Linked DNA regions of Mus musculus: region 2 is linked to region 1. The links are chromatin loops, found by intact Hi-C in ENCODE. Cell type or tissue: gastrocnemius. All regions are shown on one strand.

The links. A loop is a pair of places that touch in the nucleus more often than their neighbours do. Peaks named below come from ENCODE experiments on the same cell type or tissue, not always from the same donor. Only the 100,000 strongest peaks of a DNase experiment are listed, where the experiment ranks them.
Region 2: a loop joins it to region 1, with 10 times the contacts of the local background. A loop is called at or near these places in 20 of 42 quality-filtered maps.

What each region holds. Positions count from the first base shown.
Region 1 is chr8:71,631,443-71,635,442 of GRCm38, forward strand. It overlaps Unc13a (unc-13 homolog A), which reads right to left. Exons shown (of 44, transcript NM_001029873.2): 39 at 3,728-3,784; 40 at 3,447-3,527; 41 at 3,075-3,222. Among named protein-coding and RNA genes, the nearest start is that of Mir6769b, 2.3 kb to the left of the region's middle. In gastrocnemius, a CTCF peak has its summit at 1,919; DNase peaks (open chromatin) are centred at 1,904 and 3,043; H3K4me3 peaks cover 840 bases.
Region 2 is chr8:71,562,194-71,566,193 of GRCm38, forward strand. It overlaps Nxnl1 (nucleoredoxin-like 1), which reads right to left. Exons shown (of 2, transcript NM_145598.2): 2 at 1-743. The coding sequence ends at 416. Among named protein-coding and RNA genes, the nearest start is that of Nxnl1, 2.5 kb to the right of the region's middle. In gastrocnemius, a CTCF peak has its summit at 1,983; a DNase peak (open chromatin) is centred at 790; H3K4me3 peaks cover 709 bases; H3K27ac peaks cover 820 bases.

The sequences.
Region 1 (4,000 bases):
CCTGAGCCGAGTGCATCTGCCTCATTTTCTCCTGGGCTCTCTCTCCCGCCTCCTGAGCCTGCTTCAATGATTCTCTCTGGCTGTCAGTGCTGCCGACTCTTCCACAGCTTTTCTCCCTCTCGCCTCTGTCCACCCAATTCCCTGTCCTCACACTAGCCCGAGGTGGTGGGACCCAGAAAAGTCCTGACTATGTTGCCTTCAAAATGTATCTGGAATCTGCTCATGTCCTGCACAGACCTGGCCCAGCTCCCACCCTGACACCCTGGCTAGTAGCTTCCCAGGGTCGGCTCTCCTCCCTCTCGGCCACCAATACAACAGTAAAAACGGCCTGGCCTAGCCCATCCCTCCTCTGCTCAAGAGCCTCCCGTGGCTCCCATCTCAGGCTCCAAGGAAGCACTTGTGTCTTCTTGCAGGCTCCCTCCCAAGAGGCCCTTAGAGTCCAGTGCCCCACCCACAGGCTCCTTCCCAGCCTTCTGAAGCCTCCCAGAATGCCCTGCCCTCTGACATGACAGCTTCTGTCGCCCCTGTCCTGACTCCAGATCTACTGGCAAACTTCAGTTCCCACTGAGCAGCTCTTCAAAAGCTGTGGTGACTTAGAGAGCTACAACAGTCCACATAGGGCATTTCCTGCCCGGGAAGCAGATTGCCCTCTGCATGGTCATGTGATCCAGGCTGGGCTAATAGAAACTCAGTTCCTAATTTTTATTGTAATCTGGCCACAAAGGTCTCCAAGGATACCAATTGACCAATGGCATTGGAATCTGGATCCAGCCATTCCTGATGTCAACAAACCCCTAATATTAGTTTCCTAGTCAACTAATTTGTCTGTGTGGTAGCCATGTGCAGGGCTCCTCCCAATCACCATTAAGTGTCATGCTGGTTATGCTGGGGACTCATGAGGGGTCAGTTTAAAAACTACTGCTTTAACCATCCAGACCTGTGACTCAGATGCACATCCCAGGGCCTGTGAGGCTGTGGCCACCAGCACCTCATCAATACCCCCCACCCCACCCAGCCCCGCCCCGCCCCAGGCAGCTCTCCACTCCCAGGGCACCCCATGCACGGGCATGGCAAGGAAGAGAATGTGGAAGGCAAGATGATCATCAGAGGTCCATCCAGGTTACCTGTGCTGGACAGGAAGTGATGGGGATCAGGAAACAGGGCGGCCAGGAGACTCCTGCGCTCATGGCCCCAGCACTGTCCACCTCAGGTGGTCACCCATATCATCTCAGATACCTCCCCAGTCACATGCTCAGCCCCCTCCCCCCAGGCCAATGCTTCAGCAAGCTCAGTCCGGGCCAGAGGTGGGGTGCTGGGGAGTTAGACATGGTGGGTTGTGTAAAAGGTCAGATCAAGGCCCAGGCTAGTAAGAAGTGAGGAGGGGGCGGTGCCAGCCCCCACCCCAGGTTTGCTGGCTCCACCAGGAAGGGGCTGTCACACACTCCACCCTCCCACCATAACCAGAGTCTCTTGTAGGGGAAGGAGGCTGCCTTGACCCTCAACCACAGGAAACCTCAGGTGCCTGTGGGAAGACTGGACAGGATGCAAGTTCTTTTTGGATGGGGGCGGGTATTTGACTAAGATTGGTGGGAACATGTGATCCCCCTATCACTGCTTCCCAAGTACAGGGACCACAGGCCTGTGCCATCAGGCACACCTGGAAATGTCCATCTTGACTATCCCTGTTTTCCAGGGGACAGAACAGTCAGGGAGGAGGCTGGCTGCAGAATGGCTGACTTAGGATCTGAGCACACTTCATTGTTTAGTTTTCTTGTGCTTTTCTGGGAATGGAAGCCGCAGGCCCAGCCTGGGATGCGTGTGTCTTGGGAGAAAGGGATGGGGACTCCTTCCCTGGGTGGAGCCAGCAAGCCGCCCTTCCCCATGTGCGAGGACATGGCGCCCCCGTGCGGGAAGGCCGGGGTCTTACTAGCCGGGCAGGGGGAAGGGCGCAGGCACCGGGCACCGCGTGCGGGTGGCGGGCGGCGCAGGCACGTACCCATCTCAGGACAAACGTCTTCACTAAGGGTAAACCTAGTCCCTTTTCCACCATGGACTGACCAGGATGGACAGGGAGGGAGGAGGAGAGGAGGGAGGAGTGTACGTGGCGGGGGGGGGGGCGGGGGGGGGAGGCGCAGAAAGGGGGCAGCGAGTGACAGGAAGAACAAGAGAGCAAGAGAGAGAGCAAGAGAGAATGAGAGAGTGAGAGAGAGAGAGAAAGAGAGAGAGAGAAGGGGAGAGAGAAAGAAACGTCAGTGCAGACGGACGGACAGACAGACAGCCTCCCACTCCGGGAACACTAGGGACACCAAAAGCAACAAGAACAGGAGAGGAAACTGAGGCTTGGGCTCCACCCGCTGTGCGGGGTTGGGGGCCATGGATAACAACCTCCCTCGTTCCACCACAAGAACAAAGCCTGAGGTCACCAACCTCTGCCCAGATGGCACCTTTGGGGTAATTCTGAACGGGGGTCCCGAGAGAGAGAGAGAGAGAGAGAGAGAGAGATACTAGGACCTTGGACCCCTGCCCTGTGGCCTCAGCTGCTGCATGGAGAGAGCTCAGAGGGACGGGGACAGAAGCAACACAGACAGACAGAGGGATCGGGGAGACCTGAGGCCCAGCACCTCCCAGGTCCCCACAACTCCCAGGGCCAGATCCTTGAACCTCCTAGACCTGTCAATCATTCCACATCTTTGACTTAGCGCAGAGGCCCCGCCCCCAAGGAGGAAGCCACGCTTTGAATCCATGACATCAGATTTCACCTAGAGCTGTCAATTTTCTCTTATTCTAAGAGTACCATAGAAGTCCTGCCCCAGAGCGGACAACCAGGTCCCGCCCCTCAATGACAGTCACTCCGTTGCCCTGGAAGCTTTAAAATCCTGGCTTCTGGAGTCAGTGAGGTTCCCTCCAACGGCTGCCCATCACCCCTTGTTTCTTTGTCTTGAAAGAATCACCTTTGGTGCCTAGATGTCGGATGCCCCGCCCCCATGGAGTTCTGTCAGTCATTCAGGGGAGGAGCCTGCGGCTGGGCGGGGAGACTCTGGTTGGCTCGGGAAGAAAGCACCAGATTCCCTTACCCTGCGCTGACTGCGTCTGCACGAAGGTTTTGATGAGCAGGTCGGTGGCTTGCGTGTAGAGCGACAGGGCGTAGCGCAGGGACTGGAGGTCCGGGCTCTTCTCCAGGAAGGTCTTCTTGAGGCCAACGCCCCCCGCGTGGAAGTATTGCTGAGGGTGGACACAGTGAGGCTTCAGATGGCTCCCAGCACCTCTCACCCTCCCCATCTTCACCAGGCCACAGCTGCCCCAGGACCACTGTATTTACTGTATGCACAGATGGAAAGTTACTCCCTGCTCGCTACCCATATACTTTACTTTGTAAATTCCTATGCATTCCTCAAATCCCACTTTCTCATGCCCTCTCTTAAAACCCTCTGTAGCCCCTCCCTTACCTTGATGGTGTCCAGGGCCAGTTCAACAACAGCACACTGCTTCGGGGTCAAGCTCTTGGCTTCTTCCCGCACCATGTGATCCTGTGGGGATGGCAGGGAGAGGTTAGGTGGGCAAAGCTTTTACACTGTGAGCCTTTGCTTTCCATGCTGTGGATCAAGTGATCTGTATCCTTGATCCATTATACTCAAGGACATTTTAAGTGGGATTCAGGTCTGGGAGCAGGGATTTTTGCCTGTTGATCTGTTCCTAGTCTTTCTCCTGAGAGCTTCTGCCCCCTCACCTTAAGTTTGGACAGCTGGCCCAGCTCCTTGGCAGCATTGAAGATCATTTGTGTCCCCTGTGGAAAACAGCAGGTAGCTCGGGTGAGAGTGTGCGTTTTCTAAATAGTTCCCCATCCTGAGTGACCCAAACCCAACTGCCAACTTGGTTCCTGTCCAAAGGTTCAAGCAATGCTTGAGACCCATGGACAGCAGGATCAGGAGCTCCAGTGAGATCCAGGGGCACATGGCACCTTGTTGCAGGAGAAGCCCGGTTCTCTGGGAAGACTGCCCAC
Region 2 (4,000 bases), 69 kb before region 1:
CTTCTTTTGTTTTGTTTTGGATGGGAGTTTTGAGTTTGGGGTTCTATGGATTTTTAGTGCATGATTAAGACCTGGGAATCTTGCTCAGGGTATCTGTTCGTGGGAGTCTATGTTCTTTCAAAGACTAGAGGAGATCTGGGAAAGAAACCTCTTGTCTCTTTTTGGCTGGCATTCCAGCTACTCTTCCACTGAGGCATGAGAATGGTGAGTTCAAGGCCACCCTGGGCTGCTGTTTAGGGAACATACTGAACTTAGAAGAGGACAAGGATAATCTGAGCCTTGCCCCTACACCGAGTTCCTCTGGAGGTACCACTGCACCCGGGTACCTTGCGGGGAGGGGGTCATCAGACCTCTGTCCCTGCACCCGGGTACTTTGGGGGTCACCAGAGCTCCGTCCCCACTCCTACCCTGGGAGTCACCAGAGCTCCGCCCTTGTACCCGCGTCCCCCTGGGGGTCACCAGAGTCGCGGCCGTTTCGGCCCCGCTCCCGGCCGACATCCCGGTCTACTCGGTACTTGCGACGGCGCAGAGGCTCGGTGATGCTGCGCCGCGCAGGCTCATCCAAATCCTCCGGTTGCAGGAAGCTGCGGTCCAGGAGCTCTGCGGCCTCCTGCCAGTTGGCAAAGCAGGCGGGTCCCAGACGCTGGATCTCCTCCGTGGCGTCGCTTGTCAGCACGTCCCCACCAGGCTTAAGTACCACAACCGCTGGCAGTTGACGGACAGAGAACTGGCGCCCGAGGTCCCTGCGGAGAGAGCGCTGTCAGCCTCCCTCCACTCCAGGTGCGCGCGCTGCCTCCGATGGCCGACAGGAGTCGCCCGAGGACTCGCGGGCACCCTCGGGCCCCGGCACCCGCCCAGGCCGCGCCGCCTCCCCCTTTCTGTGTCCACTTGCTGTATGTATCTGTATTGTTTTGCGTCTGTCAACGTGAAGAGGGAGGTCCTGGGGGCAGCGATTTCAAACAGCGAGGCCAGCTGAGGAATGTTTGGGAATTGTGTGTGGAAAGATTGTCAAAAGCTATTAAATTCCGTCAAACTGAGCAAAAAGGGCCTCTCCGTGGGTGTGATGTTTGGACTGAAATCTTATGGGATTAAGGGAGGAGCGGAAGAACTGTGGAGAGAGTGTTCCAAACAGAGTATGTGGGAAGACCCTGGGGAGATCTTAACTGGGGTACAGCTGACATCGTACATATGCCCTGAATGGGCAGGGACAGGGGTTTAACTGTTCTGAGGACACCGAGCAGCTGTCGGCATCTCCAGTAGACCCTGGACCCCACTCACAGCTAAGCCAGAATCCACCCACTTGGTGCCCTCCACGCTCAAAAACAGATTCTCTCTTTCTCTCTCTCTCTCTTTTCTGAGACAGGGTTTCTCTGTGTAGCCCTGGCTGTCCTGGAACTCACTCTGTAGACCAGGCTGGCCTCGAACTCAGAAATCCACCTGCCTCTGCCTCCCGAGTGCTGGGATTAAAGGTGTGTGCCACCACGCCCGGCTCAGACGGATTCTCATTGTGGAGCTATGCCCTGGAACTCACTATGCTGACTGAAATATCACAGAAATCAGCCTGGTGGGATTAAAGACAATTGTCTCCAGGCCCAGCTCACCCAAAGTTTTTGTTTGTTTCTTTGTTTGGTTGGTATTTTGAGACAGACTCTGTGTAGCCCTGGCTGTCCTGGAACTCACTTTGTAGACCAGGCTGGCTTCAAACTCAGAAATCTGCTCGTCTCTGCTTCCTAGGATTTAACCTATGATTCTTGGTTAGTTTTTGTAGCCCAGGCTGGTTAGATAGAAAAGGGTGATTTTGAACTCCTAATTTTGCTTCCACCTCCTGCATGTTGGGATGATGAGTGTGCACCTCCAAGGCTGATTTATGTGGGTGGGACTGTGGTTAGAACCCAGAACCACACAAGCACTCTACCCTCCATTTCTGTGTGTTTGCTTCCACACAAGTCTGTGGCACCCACGTGCAGTACCAGCACACACCAAGAGATGGCGACAGCACCCCAGAACTGCAGTTACCTGTCTCAACCTGGGTGCTGGGAACTGAACCCAGGTCCTGAAAGAGCAGCCGGTGTTCTTGACTTCCGAGTCACATCTCCAGTCTTATGTAGTTCCCTCCCTCTCAGGGTCTCTCTATGTGACAAGGATGGCCTGAAATTCCTGATCCTCAAAAATCAGCCTCCCAAGTGCTTGAATGAGAAGCCTGCACACCGCACCAGGATCAGGGTACATGAACTTTGTCCCCCATTGAAGGTTCCTCTATGATCCTCCTAGTTGGCATTTCTTCCCTGGGAATAGAAATGCTGCTCATTTGTGGGGTGAAGGAATCTACATCTGCACAGGGCAGTGAGTGGCTGTCCTGACTCTGATCATGACCAGTGGAATGGGGCCCCTCATGATCAGGAGCTTCAAACTTGAGCAAGAAAGAAGAAAGTCAATGAAATGGGTGAAAGGTCAGGAAGTTGGTAAACTCCACAGCTCCCCCCCCCCCGGGTCTCAGGGCAGATCCTAGCCCTCATCAGGACACACTTGGACTCAGTGGACCTCTGGAGGTTGCGTGTTCAGATGTTGTTACATAGAGTCTTTCTCAGAACTGGGATAGAACTCAGGGTCTTGAGTCACAGCCTTTGATTTTTATTACTGGTAGGACAAAGGAGAAGCTGGGTGTGGCGGTGGTTCATGCTTGCCATCCAGCACTTAGAGGGCTAAGGCAGGGGTATTGCTCTAAGTTCCAAGTCAGTACTAGAAAGGTTAGAAGATGGCTCAGAGGGTTGAGCACTTGCTGTCCAAGGCCAAGGAATGGAGTTCTGGTCCCAACAACCCAAATGCCTGGAGGGCGATGTCACTGAGAGACCCTGGAGCTAGCTACTGGCACCCTGTGTGAGAGGCAGGTTCCTGTGAGAGATCCCGACCCAGAGAACACACACTGCCATGCACCTGCATATATGGGCAGTGCAATCACACACACACACACACACACCAAACAAAAGTAAATGTAAGAAATGCCAGGTGTGGTGATTATCATCCCAGCACTTGGGAGGCAGACAGGAGGATCAGGAGTTCAAGGCCAGGGCTGGAGAGGTGGCTCAGCAGGTAAGAGCACTGACTGTTCTTCCAAAGGTCCTGAGTTCAAGTCCCAGCAACCACATGGTGGCTCACAACCACCTGTAATAAAATCTGATGTCCACTTCTGGTGCGTCTGAAGTCAGCTACAGTGTACTTATTTATAATAATAAATAAATCTTAAAAAAAAAAAAAGGAGTTCAGGGCCAGCCTTTACTTCATAGTCAGTTGGAAGCCAGCGAGGGCTACAGGAGACCCTGTCACACAGTATCTCACCTTAGCCGCAAAAGGAAAGCTCTAAAAAAGATGCAGGTTCTAGAGTCCTCTATGAGCCGCAGCACAGTATGACTCCTCCTCCTCCCCCTGACACTCTTACCTACAATGGCTCCCATCCTCCCTGCAGGTGTCTCCCTGAAGCCCCAGGAATGACTAAATTCTCCTTTCCAGGGTGCTGTGGGGCCAGCTTTGAGACTCTCTTCAAAGCTGTGCCCCTGGAGCCCTACAGCTTCTGCGATGGGGTCTCCTGTCTTATTTTTACTTTTCTCAGGGATTTTATTGATTTGGAGGCAGGGCCACCCTATGTAGTCCAGGTTAGCCTCAAACTCCTGATAGTTATGCCTTCCTTGGGTTGAGATTGCAGGTATGCACCCCATGTGGGTTTATGCAATGCTGGGGATTCAGGACCAGCACTCCAGGAACTGAGCTACAGTCCCCACCTCTTGTTTTTAGATCTAGCCTTGAGCTTGTAGCAATCCTCTTGTCTCATTTCCAAGTATTAGGATGGCAGGCCTGTGAGACTACCTGTGTTTTTCTGAGCCTTTACTTCCTATCTGTCTGCTTCATTGGGCTGTGATGGAAGAGGGATGGAACACCTCTTTTTTTTTCCCCTGTGGGTGGTGGTGGAGGAATACCTCTTTATGCACAAGTAGTACCAGGACAG